Regions from separate parts of the Homo sapiens genome. Here region 2 is linked to region 1. The links are chromatin contacts, found by Hi-C or POLR2A ChIA-PET in ENCODE. All regions are on one chromosome and are shown on one strand. Each heading gives the region's core, a stretch centred on a gene start or an enhancer-like site at or near the end of the contact. The rest is flanking DNA. Distances are from core to core; before and after follow the strand shown. Region 1 holds the start of ITPRIP (inositol 1,4,5-trisphosphate receptor interacting protein). Region 2 holds the start of MXI1 (MAX interactor 1, dimerization protein).

The links. Hi-C counts contacts between places; a loop is a spot of excess contacts on that map. ChIA-PET counts read pairs that join two places held with the same protein, here RNA polymerase II (POLR2A). Pooled maps may share reads with other maps.
Region 2: a loop to region 1 is called in a map of B cell, with 23 times the contacts of the local background. The contact joins the promoter of MXI1 here to the promoter of ITPRIP in region 1. A Hi-C loop is called at or near these places in 1 of 168 maps with a recorded cell type or tissue (B cell) and 7 of 50 pooled maps. POLR2A ChIA-PET finds 5 or more read pairs at or near these places in 1 of 52 experiments (WTC11).

What each region holds. Positions count from the first base shown.
Region 1 is chr10:104,336,996-104,341,873 of GRCh38, forward strand. ITPRIP (inositol 1,4,5-trisphosphate receptor interacting protein) reads right to left here and starts at 1,470. Exons shown (of 2, transcript NM_001272013.2): 1 at 1,251-1,470. It also overlaps a transcript of CFAP58 not described here. RefSeq lists enhancers at 148-347, 3,096-3,390 and a cis regulatory region at 2,613-4,032.
Region 2 is chr10:110,204,975-110,209,948 of GRCh38, forward strand. It overlaps MXI1 (MAX interactor 1, dimerization protein), which reads left to right and starts at 2,631. Exons shown (of 6, transcript NM_130439.3): 1 at 2,631-3,108. The coding sequence starts at 2,835. RefSeq lists an enhancer at 712-1,212 and a silencer at 2,802-2,881.

The DNA of each region.
Region 1 (4,878 bases), core at 220-2,719:
GGAGAAAATCCGAAGGCAGAATGGCCCAGAGCAGCCGCAACATACAGGGAATTAGCAAACAATGAAAGCCACTTAGGCACGAGGGCTGGAGGGAGGACTCAAAAACACAGCCTATTCTGTTTTCGTAAGGAGGAAAGACAGTAATCCACTTTTCTGATACTCTATTTTCAGGGCTCACCTGGGCCTAAAACTGCACCAACCACAGATGAACTTTAGCTGGCAGTCAGATAGACTCGGTTTGTAAAAGGCAAGAGCACTGGGTCATATCCAAAAAAAGAACAAGAAAATAGACCGCGACCCCGATTTAGATCCAAAAGACCAGAGTCCAGATTGCGACCAATATCTGGTACTCTACTGTTTGTGAAATGAGACCAGTATCTGGTACTCTACTAGTTGTGAAAGGGTGCTTTTCTCATACCAGCAGAGGGGCAAAAGGCAAAATGAGGCCCCTGCCTGGTTCCGTAAAATATTTTACCTTCCTGGTCGGTGGCTTTTTTTTTCTTTTTCTTTTTCTTTTTTTAAGAGAAAGCGTTTTGGATGGGGAGTCCCGCCCCGGGAGTCTTCACCAGGCGGCCAGAATGGCAAAGTCACAGGGATGGGGTTGAGGGTGGGGTTAGGGGTGAAGGGGCAGAGAGTTATTTGCAGCCCAAGAGCAAGTCTGCACAGCGTGAGGTCTGGCCCACTAATAGTCCCGAAAGAGGAAGCGGCGGGGATTTTATCCGGCCTGAAGCAGCCCCATAACTTCACTACCATGAACCGAGAAAAAAAAACTTCACGCCTATTCCTCCCTTACAGGAAGGGAGGGAAGGGGAAGGGGAAAAGGGGGCAGCAAATGAGCAGGGCGAACCGGCTTTTCTTTCTTCGGTAGCGCTCTGCTCAGATGTGAGAAGTAACGGGTCACCTGGCCACTAGGAACAAAAATGTGGTCCCGCTCTGGGCTCCGAGGCTGCGCGCGCCTCGAGGAGGAGCTGCCCGCAGCCCTGGCTGGAGCGAGCGCCCGGGACGCATCCCCCGACGCGGCGGGAACAGGATGCGGGACCGCGAGGAGACAATACGCCCGCCTGGGCACGCGCGCTTTAAGGGAAGGGGGTCTCCAAAGTCAGCCCCCACCCGGGAGGAGCAGGCGCCCGCGCTCCCCACACCCTCCTGCGCCCCCTCTGTCGGCAGCCATCTCCGACACAGCTCCTCCGAGCTCGCGCTCTCCATCGCGCCCTTCTTCCTTCAGCACACTAGGCTGCCCTGGGACTTACGATTGGCTTGGGTCCCCGGTCCCGGTCCCCGCCGCGGGAGGACGGCTCCAGCACAGGCTTTGCGCGCAGGTCGAGGGCCGAGGCGCCGCTGCTTGCAGGCGGCTGCGGTGGAGCTTGCGGCCCGGCACTTAGAGGGGCGCGGGCGGCGATGCCCCCGCTGGCTCCCACCTTCTGGCCTGCAGCGGCCGGCTCTACTGAACTTCAGAGTTACTCATTTCCTGGATGTCACAAAAACTTTTTCCTCCTTATAAGAACAAAACACCCGCCTCTACCCGCGGCCCCGGAAGCTCCTTAAGGAGGACCGTGTGGGTTTCGGTGGTTGGGCCCAGGATCCGCCGGGAAGACCTTCCCAGTGAGCCCCCAGAAACTTCCCCGGCACGGCAGAACTGGAGAGTGACTGGGAGAGACGGAATCAGGCCAGTGGAGTAAACTGGAGCGAGTGGACAGGGGCGCGGGGAGGACGCCCTTAAAAGTCGTCCTAAGCCGCGGAGCGGAAGGGGTTAAGTCCTTACCAGTCGGGGAGAGTTTTCTGCGGCGCGTTTTACAAGTGGCGGAATTCCTGGGGCCACCTATTTAGTCTCTTGGAGGAAAATATAACTCTAGACAAAACGCCAGCCTTTTTCTCTTTTGCAGCTTGAAAGGATTAAAATAGCTTACTACCGTTTTTTTTTTTTTTTGAGAAGGAGTTTCGCTCTTGTTGCCCAGGCTGGAGTGCAATGGTGGCGCTATCTCGGCTCACCGCAACCTCCGCCTCCCGGGTTCGAGCGATTCTCCTGCCTCAGCCTCCCGAGTAGCTGGGATTACAGGCATGTGCCACCACGCCCGGCTAATTTTGTATTTTTAGTAGAGAAGGTGTTTCTCCATGTTGGTCAGGCTGGTCTCGAACTCCCTTCTCGGCCTTCCGAAGCGCCTGGGATTACAGGCGTGAGCCACCGCGCCCGACTTTTATGATAATCAAATGCATGGTTGCTTTTCTCCGGGATTAACCGGGCACAAAGGAGAACAGTGACCGGATACTGTACGGGACAGGCGCGGTAGTTTCTGGTTACTGTTGTGACGGTAGATCAAGTGTTACTACCCCTATGTTAGAAACGAGAGAACTGAGGCCTGGAGGAGCAGCAGCAGCGTTCTGGTCGAGCTTAATAGTTTATGAAATCCATAACTTCTATTGTCTTCCCTTTGACCTGCCCAAATCCTACCATCAGTACAAAAGGCAGAGCAGGGTTTGAATGAATTCTCCATTAAGCGGCTTTGGGGGCACCAAATGCCAGTGAAGGCACATTGGGGAAATTGGAACACAGTGTCCAAAATGATCACCATTGCTACTGCTATTTGGTCTTAGATCACCTTTTTTTCGTCTTTTCCTTTAACACTCGCCTGGAAGACTTTTTGGCTGAGTCTGAAAGATAAACAGGCAATGAGAAAATGTTCTAAAAATAGACTCCCTGGCCCTTGGCCCAGGGTACTTTTGTTTTCAAGTTTCTACTGCTGCTCAAATTCTTTCCTTACGTAAGAGGTTATGGCAGAATTTTGGGGGCCAGTATGTGTGTTGGAGGTGGTGGGGGCGATCTGGGGAAACGGTCTTGAAAGAGCTGTATTTCCAAAATGTCTAGAAGTTGGTCCGGTGGGTTACTCACACCCTCCGCAAAGCAGGTGGGGGAAATTTCTGTGAAGTAAGAGCGCTGGGCTGAGCTTTGTCATCCTTGGGCTAAGAGTTCAGCGTTGTGCTGGAATGCCAAGGTTAGTGCTTGAATGCCCTCTGGGATTGTCATCCCGTCTGCAAAGTTGTTTCAGCAATTTCTAACCAGCCATGTATATTTATATAAGGAATATTTATTATATTTGTTTTGCTTTTAACCTGATGATTTCACCTTCTGTGTTCTGATTGGTTCCTGTCTGTTCTAAGGTCCACCCTTCTACCTGGCTTGTAAGTCGTTCATGAACTGGCCTCTGCTTATCTCACCAGCCTCATATCTCACTCTGTGTCCCACACAAAACTCCTTGCAGTTCTTGGAACCTGTGCTTCCCAGAACGTGATATGCTCTTTGATATGCTGTTTGCATGATATGCTTTTTCTCTCCCCTTGGATATTCATATGTACTCTACTTTCTGCCTGCCACAGCCACCCCACCTCCTCCTCCAAACTGTCACCCCAGTGCACATGCATGTTATTTTGCCCGACTAATTGTATGCTCAGTCTTCCTGTCTCAGAACAGGCAGTTACTCCTTCAGGAAGTCTTCCTGGAACCCTCATGTCTGGATTGGACACCCCTCCTGTCGTTTCTACAGAACACTGTGCTAACTCGAGAAATGTTTTTTAAAAGATAGGAAAGTACAAAGATTCAAGTTATGGGAACTTGAGGAGTCAAGAAGTCAGGGAACTCCTGCTTCGAACAGTGAAAGGCTGAATAAAATATATCAACAACGGAAGGGAAGAAAGGGGGTCTCCAGGTGTGAGATAGGTCAAGGGAACTCAAAAGCATGACATGAATATAAGCCCAAATGACTAAGGACCAGGGGTGAGTACCCACTCAGGGATTGGGGTTAGTATCTATTCAGGCCTTGAGTTCTATAAAGACAGGGATCTGGACTTGAGATCTCTGCCTAAGGCTGGAACCCTGGAAAGGCTGCCCTTTAGTAAGAGGAGGATAGAAAAAAGCCCTCTCCCCATTGGCTCAGGGTCGCGGGAAGGAAACTTGTGGTTTATCCCGGCCCTGGATGAATTTTAAAATGTCTTCTATAGAAATGAAAACCCCTAGCCTGCCTATACTATGCATAGGTGTGAGCTCCCAATTTATACTACCCACGTGCTGAGGGAATCCTAATGTCAAGAAAAAACACAAAAAACCTGTTTCAAAGTGGTGAATCCCCTTGGCCCTGTCAGAAGCAAACGTAAAATTCGGTTGTTTATCCTGGTCCCTAGCAGAATAAACAACTCCCATTGAAGTTACAATAAGAAATTAAAATGTTTCATGATAAGAAATTAAAATATTCTTTATATTATTTTAATTTCTTAAAATTAAGAATTATTAATAATCATTAAGCTTATAATAAAAAATTAAAAACCAGACTAGGAAATGAACCACATGAGGGTGTGAACTGGTAAATGTAATAAACAGGAAAATTAGCCCCTTAAGTATCTGAGACAATAGAACAATTTGAAAAAGAGTATCAAATAGTTATGGTCAAAATACAGAGATAAAATGATAGGACATAGGACTATGAAAAAAGAACAGGTAAATTTGAAAAAGTACAGCTATAATATGTAGAAATAAAAAGTTTAGTCATTTACATATAAAAAACCTCAATGATTGAAATTCTTTTTTATTTAGGCAGTTGGTAATATATCAGTCAAAAATCTAATAAAAATAGCTCATTGAAAAGGGGAAAGAAAAGTAATATATTATTGTTTATAAATATATAAATTATTTCAGAAATTTAAAATAATATATTAACAAATAGAATTCCAGCAGCACACCAAAGAATATTACATCATTAATAGATCAAAAGAGAAAAATGGAAAGATCATCACCATATATGCTGAAAAGCCATCAGATAAAATTTGGCATCGACATATAAACAAACCCTCTGTAACATGGTAAAAACAAAGGGTAAAGTTCAGCCCCCA
Region 2 (4,974 bases), core at 1,381-3,880, 5.9 Mb after region 1:
GAATGGAGCTGAGCTTGTAACCCAGCATCCTGGATGCCTGTCCTGTGATATAACCCCTGAAACACCACTCTTTCTGTTGGGGCCAACTTTATTAGAGAAATCTGTTAATTGGGGAACGGAGCGGGAGAAGGGAGAGAGCAATGGGATGTTAATATGATTTAACACTTGATGGGCTCTGAAAACAAATAAGGAGGGGGCTTCGGGCTTTAGCTTGGCACATTCGTCGTTCCACATACGTGTTACCAAAATGAATATATGCAACTAAACTATATGCGAGACTCTGGGGGCACAGTAACACAGACTTTGTGAAACAAAAAGGCATTTCTCCTGCTTCCACTGTGTCTCTTGTGGTGCCATTGTCTGATGCTAAGAACTCACATAATAACAAAAAACAATGCCCCTATGATGGGGGGAAAACTTGATTTGGCACCAGCCGTGGTGTTTTCCATGGGAATGATGGTGGGGGCTGTGGCCGACTGTGGGAATAGTGCAAATCAGCACTTTTTTGTAGATTTTCTTCAAGCCATTGTTTATTTTGGCTTTGGTCAGATCCGTGGCCCAGCTTGAAGATTCCCACTGGGCTTTCTGAAACTCGCAGACCTATGAGAGATGGAACAGGGATAAATAAATAATTACAAAACACCCTTCCCCCACCATGGCACTCATGCATGCGTGTGCCTGTCTTGGTGGTGCATGTATGTTGCAGTACTATACATCTGACCCATGCCACCAATGGGCAATTAAAGAGAAAGCAAGGTTTTCTCTGGGCTTAGCTGGTTCATTGTCTCAGTACCATCTTTCATTTGGGGCAAGAGAGATCAGAGCTGTTTCACACAAGGGCCAGTTTTTGCAAAATGGCATTGGAGAAAGCTTGTTTGAAACTGTGCATACATGAGGTCTTCCTAACATTTTTAGATGTTTACAGGCATTTCAACACGAATAACTCAGGTTGTGGTTCTCACAGAAGCAAAAAATCAGTAATTGTTCTAATAATGGAAGATAAACTTTTTTTTTTTTTTTTTTTGAGACGGAGTCTGGCTCTGTCGCCCAGGCTGGAGTGCAGTGGCGCTATCTCGGCTCACTACAAGCTCCGCCTCCCGGGTTCACGCCATTCTCCTGCCTCAGCCTCCGGAGTAGCTGGGATTACAGGCATGCGCCACCACGCCCGGCTAATTTTGTATTTTTGGTAGAGACAGCGTTTCTCTATGTTGGTCAGGCTGGTCGCGAACTCCCAACCTCAGGTGATCTGCCCGCTTTGGCCTCCCAAAGTGCTGGGATTACAGGCGTGAGCCACTGCGTCCGGCCATCAAGAGTTTTTATGACAATGTGTATGAAGCTGCCTTTGAGTAGGGTGGCTGCATCGCACACCTCCAGGGGGCAGCATTGTCTTTGTCCTCTATATAAATGGTTCCCCTGGAGGAAAACTCCAGGTGACCTTGCAAAGTAACCATATTTAGATGGGCTTGTCATAGAGATATTTTCCAAGGAAGTGCAGAAGAGTCTTGTTCACTACATCTTGTTCCTTTCTTAGATACAAGTTACATCAGAATAGGGGACTCAGGCTCTTGCCTGGGTCTGGATTGGAAGAAAAAGAGCTTACCATGGGCCAGAGTGTGCTAAGTCAGATACAATACACAAGCATCTTATCACACATTTCAATGATGTGGAAACTTAGGCCAAGAGAGGTTAAGGGACTTGTCCAAGCTCACACAGTCTGTATGCAGCAGAGCTGGGATTTGAACCCTTTCCTATGGCACCCTAGAGCAGCCTTCAATCATCCCCTGACACCTCCAGTACTTCCCAGGGCTGGAAAGCATCCATGATTGCGGACAGCAGTGGCAGTGAAACAATGTCAGCTGGGGTAGGGGTTTTCAGAGGCAAAAGGTGGAATTCAGCTGGGGAGGGGGGTGGTTCCTGAGCTGCCACTTCTGCCTCTCAAATTAAAGGGAGCCAGGTGTGGAGGCATCCTGGTGTGAGCTTTGCACAGCTGAACCAAGGCTGGGCAGAGGAGTGTGGAGAGGGATGCTGACATCTCCTCCCACTTCTGGAAAATAACTTTGCATTTGAAGGGAGAAAGGCATGAGTAAATCTGTAACTCGGATTTGGACGGCCTGGGATTTCATTTGACTGTGTGAAGGCACACACAGGTGCCTCGCAAGTGTGTGCGTGATTACGTATGTATGTGTGTCTGTGAGTAGGAGTGTTTGTGTTGGGGGTGGGGGGATCTTCTGGTTACACACTGGTTCCCTTCTTCCCATTTGGATTGGGGAGCTTTTATTTATTTATTTTTAAGTCATAGCAGCCACCATGTATGGGGACCTAACTATGTGCCAGGCATTGTGCTGGACACTTTCTGAGGCATTATTTTTCTGTGAAAAAAGTAGTTTGTTTTTATGCAGGTGCACCCAGAGACATCAGGTATTTTTTTCCATTCCGGTTAAAAGACAGTGTTCTACTCTGTGGTAAGCCTTGGGGAGAGGCAGGGAAGCCTGCGGGGACGGGCAGGGGCGGTCCCTGCCTCGCTCGCTAGTCTCCACCTTTTATTTTGACCGGTCCGATGGCGACAGGCTCGCACTAGGACCCAGGCGCCAGAGTGCCTCCGTCTGTCCTGTAGGTTCATTCAATCTCCCATACACACAGACTCACAGCGAGACCGACACACACTCCCATACACTCACACACACAACTGCAGGCAGCGAGGCTCGGGAAGTCAGGCCGGCTTTTCGCCCCGGCGCCTTCTCTGCTCCAGCCGGCCGGGTCTCCCTGGGGGCCCGGAGCTCGGCCGGGCCGCGCAGCCCCGTTAGAGGACGAGCTCGGCGGACCCCCGCTCCTCCATGGGCAAACGCGGGCGGCCGCGCAAGGAGGCGCGCTGCGAGGGCGCGGGGCTGGCCCCCGCCGCGCCCCCGGCTGTGCCCCCCGCCGTGGCCGCGCCCCAGCCCCCGGCCCTGCCCGAGGACCCCGCTGGGGCCAAGCCCAGGTGCCCCTTCTCAGACATTTTCAACACCAGCGAGAACTCGATGGAGAAGCACATCAACACTTTTCTGCAGAACGTGCAGATTCTGCTCGAGGCCGCCAGCTACCTGGAGCAGATCGAGAAAGAAAACAAAAGTAAGTTTGGGGGCCCCTGCTCTTCCTCGGCGCCCGGTTCTTTCTTTCTCGCCCACTTGGGCGACCCCTGTTGCGAGCTCGGCCCGTCCCCCCCCCGCCCAACATACACATCCAGCCCTTGGCAGTAAAGCCGATGACACCGGAGAAAGGACACGCACGCACAAAGCTGCTAAAGATGTAACAAAGACGGGCGAGGGGGAGAGGGGCCTGTCGGTGCGTCGGTCTGTCCTCTCCGGCGGGCTGGGGCTGGGAGGATGGCCCAGCGGAGGAGCGGGGGAGTGTTGTTGTTTGCTGACAACTGAGCCGAGAGCTCATCTCTTTGAGGTCGCTTTTCTTCCTTTTTTTTTTTTTTTTTTCCGGAGCCTTCTCAGGCAGACAAGTGTTGTTTTTCTGTTGCTCGTTCCTGGGTGGGGTGGGGATTAGAAGCCGAAAGTTGGAAACCATAGGCAGAGCTCAGAGGTTCCAGAAAGAAAACACACAGACACACACTACAACAATAACAACCAAACAGCTCTCCACGGCGTGGGCTCGGCTCTGTCTCTCTCTCTCCCTCCTACTTCGCCTTTTTCCTTCCCTCTAGCAGCAGGACTGGGCTCAGGCCATCACGTCTACGGACACAGTCCCCCTGCACGTCCGTTGCCGTGGGGTGCCACCGCCGCCCCCCCCCCCCCAAAGAAGGAGGCCGGCGGGGCCAAGCAACGCCAGCAGCTCGCCCCGGACACGCCGTCCTGAGCCCGGGAAACTTGGCCGTGGGGACGCGGCTAGAAGGAAACTTTGGGATCTTTGAGAAACAATAGTTGGGGAAGAAGGTGTGGGCTGTTCTGTGCTTTTTCTTTATTTTCCGGGAGACGGCTCTTGAGTGAGCGCACAGGGCAAGCAAGGCAAACGCCTTCCTGGTCGATTTCTACTCCCCCCACCCGCCCACCCCCAGATTCACGTGGATAGTAGTGCGTGGGTGGGGGTGTGCTGGGAACCCCACCCTGGCCTGGCTTCTTTTTTGTATTTATTTGTTTCATTTTTGCCCCTACCAGCCAGGTCACCCAGCTTTCCCCAGGCAGTCGACTCAGCGCCCTAACGGGGGCACGCGTGTGCAGCGTATCCAGCACCGTCCTCAGAATAATAGCTGTGAAAAGGAGGAAGGGAACTAGGCAGACAGACCGACAGATAGGGGGAAACCGGGATGTTTAATGTGTCCGAACAAGTAGGAAGATCAATGAGGCGCGAGTGTGTGTGTGTACGTGTGCGCGTGTGTGTGTGAGAGAGAGAGAAAGAAAGAAGAAAGGTCCCGATTGCAACGTGTCAGATCTTGCAACCTTCCCCCCACCCAACACAACAACCCTCAGACACAAAAACACCATTGCTGACTGATACCCCAGGTCTTCAGGGTTAAAGGAACCGTGTGTTGGCAGCGCAATTGTGCAGACGCTGTAAGGCCAAAACGAGGATTTGTGTTGTGAGGTCGGTGGTGCGTTCTTTTCTTTCTCTTCTCGCCTGTTTTCCCGGAGTGCCTGGGTTGCGAGAAAGGCGCATCGCAGGCTGTGCAGCCGAATCGCTTCGCAATTATTCATGCTGGTCGGAGGGGGATGGGGCGCGGGAAGCTATGTGTGCATTTGTCTGGAGGGTAGTTTCTGAAAAGCCAGAGCTGGTGGGGAGCTGGGTGAAGACGTGGTTTTGTTTGGTGTGTTTGCTTTTGTTGCAGGGGGGAGGGGCGCGATTTCTTCAGCTACCCCCATCCCCGGCTACCAGTTCTCTGGAGTCTGTCCCGTGGCGTTGGCTCTGACTAGGGGTACACCCCATGAGGGCACGTTGGCAGTGTGTGGCAAACCTGGCTTGCCCCCCTACCCCAGCCACCCCCCCTCACCAGCG